3 separate regions of the Homo sapiens genome follow, and regions 2 and 3 are each linked to region 1. Evidence: chromatin contacts called from ENCODE Hi-C or POLR2A ChIA-PET data. All regions are on one chromosome and are shown on one strand. The core of a region is the stretch at or near the end of the contact, and the rest is flanking DNA. Distances in the headings are between cores, read along the strand shown. Region 1 holds the start of ZER1 (zyg-11 related cell cycle regulator). Region 2 overlaps MIGA2 (mitoguardin 2). Region 3 holds the start of IER5L (immediate early response 5 like).

The links. A loop is a pair of places that touch in the nucleus more often than their neighbours do. ChIA-PET counts read pairs that join two places held with the same protein, here RNA polymerase II (POLR2A). Pooled maps may share reads with other maps.
Region 2: a loop to region 1 is called in a pooled map, with 3 times the contacts of the local background. The contact joins the enhancer-like site here to the promoter of ZER1 in region 1. A Hi-C loop is called at or near these places in 1 of 50 pooled maps. POLR2A ChIA-PET finds 5 or more read pairs at or near these places in 2 of 52 experiments (activated CD8-positive, alpha-beta memory T cell and activated naive CD4-positive, alpha-beta T cell).
Region 3: a loop to region 1 is called in a pooled map, with 4 times the contacts of the local background. The contact joins the promoter of IER5L here to the promoter of ZER1 in region 1. A Hi-C loop is called at or near these places in 2 of 50 pooled maps. POLR2A ChIA-PET finds 5 or more read pairs at or near these places in 4 of 52 experiments (Caco-2, H1, HEK293 and 1 more).

Annotation. Positions count from the first base shown.
Region 1 is chr9:128,770,241-128,773,259 of GRCh38, reverse strand. ZER1 (zyg-11 related cell cycle regulator) reads left to right here and starts at 1,333. Exons shown (of 16, transcript NM_006336.4): 1 at 1,333-1,679. It overlaps LOC124902282 (a long non-coding RNA gene), which reads right to left and starts at 1,926. Exons shown (of 2, transcript XR_007061804.1): 1 at 1,712-1,926. RefSeq lists enhancers at 242-968, 1,697-1,746 and a silencer at 1,037-1,506.
Region 2 is chr9:129,068,326-129,071,490 of GRCh38, reverse strand. MIGA2 (mitoguardin 2) reads right to left here. Exons shown (of 16, transcript NM_001329990.2): 13 at 3,159-3,165; 14 at 2,362-2,415; 15 at 1,526-1,642; 16 at 1-1,244. The coding sequence ends at 1,038. Among named protein-coding and RNA genes, the nearest start is that of DOLPP1, 11 kb to the left of the region's middle. RefSeq lists enhancers at 1-647, 1,595-1,734. Within about 2 kb of position 1,915, at least 18 of the 41 ENCODE cell types and tissues checked have a DNase peak (open chromatin) inside an H3K27ac peak, as active enhancers do.
Region 3 is chr9:129,176,790-129,179,839 of GRCh38, reverse strand. It overlaps IER5L (immediate early response 5 like), which reads left to right and starts at 1,579. Exons shown (of 1, transcript NM_203434.3): 1 at 1,579-3,050. The coding sequence starts at 1,788. The coding sequence ends at 3,002. RefSeq lists enhancers at 1-694, 695-1,618, 1,356-1,650 and silencers at 1,375-1,754, 1,985-2,324.

The sequences.
Region 1 (3,019 bases), core at 84-2,583:
GCCAAGCCCAACAGCTTTTTTAAGGATTCAAGACTGTACGAACATAGTTGTAGCTGGTCAAAGATTAAAAGGTGCTATGCAAGAAAAAAGAAATCCACAAAATTAGTTCTTGGAATGGAACTGAGGCACCTGTCAAGAAAGGGTTCCTCAAGAAAGGAGCATCTAGCTAGGGTGTGGTAGCTCACGCCTGTAATCCCAGCACTTTGGGAGGCTGAGGTGGGCGCATCACCTGAGGTCAAGAGTTTGAGACCAGCCTGCCCAACATGGCGAAACCCCATCTCTACTAAAAATACAAAAATTAGCCAGACGTGATAGTAGGCGCCTGTAATCCCAGCTACTTGGAGGCTGAGGCAGGAGAATTGCTTGAACCCGGGGAGTCTGCAGTGAGCTGAGGGCCATTGCCCGCCAGCCTGGGCAACAAGAGAGAGAAACTCCGTCTCTCAAAAAAAAAAAAAAAAAAGAGAAATCCAGAGAAGAAATGATGGTGTTTTGAGATGGAGTCTTCCTCTGTCGCCCAGGCTGGAGTGCAGTGGTGCGATCTCAGCTTACTGCAAGCTCTGCCTCCTGGGTTCAAACGATTCTCCTGCTTCAGTCTCCTGAGTAGCTGGGATTAGAGGCGCGCACCACCACGCTCGGCTAATTTTTGTATTTTTAGTAAAGACGGCGTTTCACCATGTTGGCCAGGCTGGTCTCGAACTCTTGACCTCAGGTGATCCGCGTGCCTCGGCCTCCCAAAGTGCTGGGATTACAGGCGTGAGCCACTGCGCTCGGCCAGAAGGAACTGGTTTGACAGGATCCTTAGGACTTGGAGACTGGACGAGGGGCCCAGGAAAATGTAGGGGCCGAGGTCGCCGCCCAATTTCCCATTTGGAAGCTCGGTTGCCTGGTGGCGCATGCCCTAGATGGAGGTTAGGAGCACCTTTTGGGGGACGGTGATGACTGCGGGTTGACACGCGAGTGTGAGCCACCCGTGGAGAACGCAAGACATGTTCAACAGGGCGCTGGATGGAGGGGGCTGGCGCCCAGAGTCAGTCCTGCTATTCAGCAGTGTTGGGCTCAGGTGAACCGCAGCGCCAGGGCGGGCACCGATCCTAGGGTCCCACGAACAGGCCCCTCGGAGGCCAGGGAGAGCCCTGAATGACGCGTTCTCTCGGGTGGCCTGGGGGGGGCATCCCGCGGCTTCCTCCACCGGCGTAACGTGCCGGGCCCGGGGAAAGGAGCCGCCCGCCGGTCCCCGGAACCTTCTGCCGCCGCCGCCCGCGTTAGCCGCGGGACGGGTCGGGGGAACCCGATCGCTGTTGCTAAGGGGCGGCCCCGGAAGTGACGCGCCCCGGGTTTGTTGACAGCGGAGGCGGCGGCGGCTGCAGGCTCCGAGCCGTAGGAGCCGGATCGGGGGAGGGGCCGGGCCCAGGAGCCTCAGCCCCGCCGGCAGCCCTAAGGGCAAGGTAACCGCCACGGGGTCCCCGTCGCGACCCCCTCCCTCCCGGAGCTCCCGTCCCCGGGATCCCAAGCTCCGCCCCGCCGACCCCCGTCTCCCCTGGACCCCGGCTCTAGCCTGACGAGATCCCCAACCTCCTGAGGTGCTCTGGCCCCGGATTCTCCCGGGCTGCATTCTCTGCTCCTCCTCGCCTGCGAAGCATCACGTCCGCTTCCCGACGCTGAGGGCAGCCCCGTCCAGGGTAGGTCCCGGACCCCGGGCCAAGGGACGTACCTGCGTCCTCCTCCTTCGCCTCCTGCCTACGGGGCCTAAGCATCGCCGCTGCAACCACTCTCTGAGGTCCATCTCCGCCAGTGGTGGGAGGGTTCCTTTCTCTATCCCTGCCGCCAGGTCTGAGAATCGTGTCTTTAAAACTGAGCTCCCTTCCTCCAGAAAGAAAATGACGCTCTGTCGTTTGCCCCTACAAGATGGGGGATCGGTGTAGGGCTGAAAGGGCCACCCTCTGCCCCTCCTACCTGTTGGATGAGCTTAAGTTCCCCCAGAGAAGTGCTTAGAAGCTCAAGGACGACTTGGATTCTGGATCAGCTCCCAAAAGGGATGACACAAAGTATAGGGAAATCCAACAGGGTGAGGTTGCAACCGGAGGGCCAAGGGAGCCCGACAGGTGAGTTGATAGTGAAACTGACTGTGCTGGCCACTATAGCTCTCTGGGTGGAACTTGTCTTGGCTGCTCTTTGACCGAAAGAGCCCAAGATTTCCAGTCTTTGCCTGTGTTTGTCAGTCCATTCGTTTTGTTTTGTTTTGTTTTTCTTTAAATAGAGATGGGGTCTCACTATGTTACCCAAGCTGGTCTCGAACTCCTGGGCTCAAGTGATCCGCCCGCTCCAGCCTCCAAAAGTGCTGGAAATACAGGCATGAGCCACCGCGCTCAGCTAGTGCATTTGATTTTTAAGGGGGAGGGGAATGGAATGTCTGATGTCTTGGGAAAATCCTTCCATATATGATCTTTCACAGAATGTTTCTCTTCAGACTTCAAACTGGTTAGGATGAGCATAAAAGCATAGCCTTGAAAAGGGTCACGGGAGGCTATACTTAGAGCAGAAAGTGGTGGCCAGGGGTGAAGGGCCTCGCTACTTTGGTTCATTTGTTCATTCAGCAAATAATAAACATGATATGTAAGGAGGTAATAAGTGGTTTGGAGAAAAATAGAGAAGGAAGGACCATGGGGAAGGAGTTGGGAGTTGTCATTTTATAGAGGGTGTTCAGGGAAGGTCTCTAGTAAGGTGACCTTTGAGCAGAGATAAGTGAGGGAGCAAGCCAGGTAGTTCTCTTGTGGCAGAGCATTCCGCAGCAAATGCAAAGGTCCTGTGGTCATATGCCTGGTGATTTGAAGAAACAGCATAAGGGCTCACGCTTGTAATCCCAGCACTTTGGGAGGCTGAGGCAGCCGGATCACCTGAGGTCAGGAGTTCAAGACCAGCCTGGCCGACATGGTGAAACCCCATCTCTACTAAAAGTACCAAAAAAAAAATTAGCTGGCCGTGGTGGCTCATGTCTGTAATCCAAGTTACTCAGGAGGCT
Region 2 (3,165 bases), core at 666-3,165, 300 kb before region 1:
CTCGCTCAGGTGAAGACACTGAGAAGACACTGCCGGGCTGACAGGACCCCGCGGCGGGGGGACGTCGCTGCTAACAGGACTCTCTGCAGGCCCAGGGGAGGCTCTGCCCCCATGAGGCCCCAGGAGCGTTTGTGCGTTGAACTGAAGGCAAAGTGCTGGGCAGTTTCTTGTCCTAATGAAGGTGGGGAAGCTGGTCCGGCCACATACATCCTCTGACCTCCCCCAAGTGGTCCCCGGGCCCACAGGTGACAGGGGCCTGAGCGATCCCTGGTCTGAGCCCCCAGCTCAGAGCCTAGCACCACCCAGGGAGGTCTGGGCTCATGGAAGGGGGATGGGCGGGGGCAGGAGGGCCCAGCCCCACCTCCGCCCGTCTTTGGTGGTGACAGAGGTGGGAGGAGAAAAGACGATCTTTGGTAGGGCGAGGGAATGTCAAAGGACACTGTCAAGGGCCCAGTTCCTGCTCAGAAGAGAGCACAGGAGTGGGAGGCCCACCTCTGCCCCATCTCTGGATGGCCCAGGCCTGCTGCCCACTAAGGTGGCCCCACTCTCCTTCTCTGGAGTTGCAAACTCTCTGAGAAGGCGGTTGAGGTGGGGAGGGCATCAGGACAGGCCAGCTGGATGCTGAGACCATATAGCCACAGGTGGCTTCTAGCTCAGGACACTGTGACCTTCACCACAGGGCTCTAGGCCCCATCCTTCACCTCCACCCTCCCAGCACCCTTGTCAGCAGCCCTGGAGCGATGGGAGGTTTTGGGGTCCCCCACCTGGGGCATCCTGGCTCTGCCTGTCCCAATTCTCCACAACAACCCCCTCTCTCACAGCCTTTCTCTCCCACAGGCCCCACTGGTCCTGGCCTCTGCTTCCCCCAGGAACCGTTCTTCTCCATGGAAATGTCCCCTCTGGGCCTTGGGGACTCCCAGATGATGGGGGTGGGGCAAAGTCAGGGGCAACGGCCCTCAGCCACCACAGCTGTCAGATACCAACCCAGGGAAGGGAGGAGGAGCCTTCTCTCTGCCACCCCCCAGCCCGTGCCGCCTCTACTGCAGCTCCCCCAGGGGCCCATTCTCTCGGGGCAGCGCCCCATTCACGCCTGCGCTGCTGGCCGCGGGCACCCCCAGGTACCCCAGCAATATCTCGCTGCGGCGCCGGGACAGCTGCAGGATGTCGTCTGCCAGCGCGGGCAGTGACGTGTAGCGCACATTGTCCAGGTCGAACATGTCCCTCAGGTACTGCACAATCTGGTGCTGGGGGAGCAGGGCTGGTGTCAGGCCTGGCCCAGCCACTGCCCACCATGATGCCCCCCAGGTTACCTGAAGTCCCCTTGTCCACCACCAGAGCCCCAGCCGGTCCTTTCCATCCCCAGGCTCCTCCCTCCCACTGCTTCCTCTGGACCCATGTGGGTCTGGCTCTGCCCTCTCTCTGGGAGCAGGCCCAGGCCCAGGCCCTCATCCCATTCCTGGCACCTCCCAGGGCGCCTGTGCTCAGGGCAAGGGTCAGGAAAGAACGAGAACTGCTCTCTGTTTACCTTGAAGAAAGCACAGACTTCAGCAAGCTGAGGCTTGGGTCCAAGGAAGCCGAAGGCTAGGACAGGGCTCACATGCTCCGATACGGAGTAGAAATGGGAGATGAAGCCATCAGGCACCTGCGGTGGGCACAAGGCTGAGGGGCCAGGCGGGGCCCAGGTAGGATGAGGGCACCAGGCCCAGGTGTCGCATAAAGGGCTGGGCTTTAGAGGTCGCCCCAGCTCATGTACTTTCCTGCTAGATGACCCTGGGCAGTGACTCAAGCTTTCGAAGCCCATTTTAACTTCTGCAGACAGGGTAACCATGGGCCGCTGTGAGTACTGCAAGAGGTGGGGCCATAGTGGCTCCGCGGGAAGTGCCTGGAGCACGTGGCCACGGCAGCTGGTATCAGCTAGGCAACAGAGCCTGGCCCGCAGAGGGGAACGACAAACCACAGGCCAGATAGCACAGCCAGTCGCTGCCTGGGAGCGGAGATTACAGGGGCCTGACTGGGGCGGGGAAAGGGCAGGAGGGACAGGGCTCTGCTTGCTCCTGGGTATCCTGCCCCCACCGAGACGCCTGCACCAGGCCAGCTGCCAGCCCTGTGGCCACTACCCTAGGGTATCCGTTCCCCTCCCCAGTGGCCTGCTCTGTGCTGGGCCTGGGGAGGAGAGGAAGTGGGTCTACACGAGCCTCCAGGGAGCTCCTGGCACAGGGAGAGGTAACGGCGGAACAAGGGGGCCAGGACTGTGAGCGGTGAAGGCCAAGTGGCCCAGCGAGCCACCCTGCACCCGCTCCGCTCCCCACCACGCTGCCTCAGAGCCCAGCTCGTGCTCCCCCGGGCCTGCCAGTCACTCACCATCAGCAGCCTCCTCTTGGCTTTCAGGACCGACCAGCAAGCAGTGGCCAAGGCCTACATCAAAAATAGGATGTCCCCCGGGTGTCAAAATGGGCCTAGCCCACAGCCCCTCGCCCTCTGCCAGCCCAGCACCAAGCCCTTAAACCCAGCTCACCCCACTCCAAGCAGGAAGATGGGGCCAGGTGCCTAAGCTCTGCTGCTTCCTCCTCTGATTTTGGACTCAGACATACCTAAACTTGAATCTTGACTCTAATCTTACTGCTGGATCTTCTCTGAGCCTCGGTCTCCTCTTCTGTAAAGGGGCACAACACAGCACTCCCACCTCCTTTGGTGGTTGTGGGAGCAATGGTTCCCGCCTGTAAACCACCTCGCAGAAGCCTGGGCCCAGGCAGCACAGCCCGGCTGCTGGAGCGTTACTGCTTGCCTTCCTGGGGGTCCTGTGCTGGGTTGTCTCTCACTCTGTGCCTTTTTTTCCTTTTGGTTTTGCTTTCCCCTCTTTTAACTTGATTTAACAGGATGCATTAAAATGGAATCGAATTCATACCAGCACAAAAGTAAAACCACACAATAGGAAGAAAGCGCACACCATGTTGGTTCTAAACTGGGGCACCAGGCAGCAACGGGGCACCCTGGAGGCTTCTCCAGGGCAGACTCTGGTCTCCCAGGCCTGGCAGCCGCGGATCTAGGGGGTGGGGGCCCAGCCCTGGTGCCAGTGCTAGGGACAGAGGGGACGGAGCCAGGCAACCACACGGGCTGATGTGAGCAAGTGTGGGTCTGAGAGCAGGGCAGTGACCCACCGTCTCC
Region 3 (3,050 bases), core at 330-2,829, 410 kb before region 1:
CAGAAATCTTGGAAATTCTTAAGACTAAAGAAAGACCCAGAGACCACAGGGTGGGCTACTGGGTCTCTCCACTCCCACCAAGGGATGAAGTAGGTGCTGAGAACTCAGAAGGAAGCCCCAAAAAGCAGAGACTCAGAAGATCCCCTGAGGAGGCGGTGAAGCAGCAGGACGTCTGGTCATGGGCCTCCCCCCTGAGTCCAGCCCCACAAGGTCCACCTATCTCTGGGAGACTCTGCAGACCTCGTTCATCCTTCAGGGATCCACTCATGGACCCTCCTCAGGCAAACCTCCAGACCATTTCCAAGAGCCTCCAGAGCTGTCTGGGCAGCCCCCACCCCAGGCACCTTTGAAACCCCTGGGAGCAGCAACCAGCCCCCTTCAGGCCTCTTGGTCCAGATAGAGCGCCCCCAGGAATCAGCAATCCTGTCCCTCTCTTCTCCCACTGTCTCAGTCCCCAGCTGGGACCTGAAGGGTTCAGGATAAGAAGGAAAGCTGTGTCAACAGAAGTTAAGTCGGTGAGTCCCCGGGCCTTTGGTATTCACCTCCCGTCTCGAGCGCAGGGTCCTGTCCCAGCTCCTAGCTCCGCCCCCTGGGAACTGTGTGGTTCCCCAAGTCACTCCACTCCTCCGAGCCTCAGGCCCCTCCTCTACAAACGTTAGAGTGAGGCATTGGGGAGTTGCTGGGAAGGGCCTGCCCCATATTAGGCCCATAATAATAGTCCCTATTGTCATTATTATTAGTTAGGCACGAAAGGAAAGGTTACAGAGCTGGTGATTAGGGCACTCAGCGTTTCGGCTCCCAGGACGCTTTTGAGCCTCAGCTGGTCGCGAGGTCCACACACTCCCTGGGTCATGCCTGGCCTCGGAACTCTCTCCATCAGAGAAGGTCAAAATTCACGATGTTTTGGTTTTTCCTGTCAGACAAATGGGGAGGACTTCCCTTCCGCAAGCATTCCCAGAGGCCCCTCGACCAAAAAGTCAAGGAGTCAGGCCCTACATTCTCTGCGGTAGAGGGTACCCCCAAAACCTCGCTCCTTTGATGTTCCCCAGTGTCAAGCCGGCGGCTCCACCAGCCTCCTGTAGAGAGGCCTTGACTCCCGCGGGTCACTCGGGGGGGCGACAGGTGCGCAGGTGGAGGCGCCGCGCCGCTGGGGGAGCGATGAGCGGCGCGCACCTGCCGCAGGTGAGGCCCAGCCGTGCGGAAAGGGGAGGAGCCGTCGCCGCAGCACTCAGGTGAGCCGACCCCCGGCTCCCGGGACCTAAGGCGAGGGCAGCCGCGGGCTTCAACGTGGCCGCTGCCAGGCGACCTATGCTGCAGACTGCGGCCCCGGCGGCTCCGAGTCCCGCGCGGCGCGGCAGCCCCAGGAGAACATTCGAGGCAGCAGCGGCGTTGGAGGCCCGGGGTCCGTTCGGTATTTGAATAGCACAAAGGAACCGCCTTGGTCTGATTGGCCAGCCGAGTAGCCCCGGGGCGGGCTGCGCCTGTCACTCAGGAGACTCTCAGAGCTCCTATTGGCTCTTCTCATGTGGGGCGGGGCCCGGGCACCCGGCTAAATAGCTGGGGCCGGGGCCGGCCGAGACTCATTGCTTTGGCGCCGTCTGGGGAGCGCGAGCCCGCGGGTGGCGCGCGGCGCATGGTGGCGGCTCCTTTCGGAGCGCAGCCGAACCTCTGACCCGGACTCCGTTACCCCTGCCCGGCGCGCCCCGGCGGCCGGCTGGAGGCAGAAACAGCAGAAGCGTTAACAGCAGCAGCGGCGGCGGCTGCTCCGCCGCCGTCTCCGCGGGAGCATGGAGTGCGCCCTGGACGCCCAGAGCCTGATCAGCATCTCCCTGCGCAAGATCCACAGCTCCCGAACCCAGCGCGGCGGCATCAAGCTGCACAAGAACCTCCTGGTGTCCTACGTGCTCCGCAACGCGCGCCAGCTCTACCTGAGCGAGCGCTACGCCGAGCTCTACCGGCGCCAGCAGCAGCAGCAACAGCAGCAGCCGCCCCACCACCAGCACCAGCACCTAGCGTACGCGGCGCCGGGCATGCCGGCCAGCGCGGCCGACTTCGGCCCGCTCCAACTTGGCGGCGGCGGGGACGCGGAGGCGCGCGAGCCGGCCGCCCGGCACCAGCTGCACCAGCTCCACCAGCTCCACCAGCTGCACCTCCAGCAGCAGCTGCACCAGCACCAGCACCCGGCGCCCAGGGGCTGCGCGGCGGCGGCGGCGGCCGGAGCGCCCGCGGGCGGCGCGGGGGCGCTCTCGGAGCTGCCCGGGTGCGCCGCGCTCCAGCCGCCGCACGGCGCGCCCCACCGCGGGCAGCCCTTGGAGCCTCTGCAGCCGGGTCCTGCGCCGCTGCCGCTGCCGCTGCCGCCGCCCGCGCCCGCTGCGCTCTGCCCGCGGGACCCTCGCGCCCCGGCCGCCTGCTCCGCGCCCCCAGGGGCCGCCCCTCCGGCCGCCGCCGCTTCTCCGCCCGCCTCCCCGGCCCCCGCCTCCTCCCCCGGCTTCTACCGGGGCGCATACCCTACCCCTTCGGACTTCGGCTTGCACTGCAGCAGCCAGACCACCGTGCTGGACCTAGACACTCACGTGGTGACCACGGTGGAGAACGGCTACTTGCACCAGGACTGCTGCGCCTCCGCCCACTGCCCCTGCTGTGGCCAGGGCGCTCCGGGACCGGGCCTGGCGTCCGCCGCCGGCTGCAAGCGCAAGTATTACCCTGGCCAGGAGGAGGAGGAAGACGACGAGGAGGATGCGGGCGGGCTGGGGGCCGAGCCCCCCGGGGGCGCCCCGTTCGCCCCCTGCAAGCGCGCCCGCTTCGAGGACTTCTGCCCGGACTCGTCCCCGGACGCGTCCAACATCTCAAACTTGATCTCCATCTTTGGCTCCGGCTTCTCGGGGCTGGTGAGCCGACAGCCGGACTCCTCGGAGCAGCCGCCGCCGCTCAACGGGCAGCTGTGCGCCAAGCAGGCGCTCGCCAGCCTCGGCGCCTGGACTCGAGCCATTGTCGCCTTCTAGGGACCCCCGAGGGCACAGGGACCCGGGGCCCCGCGGGGCTGGGGCCAG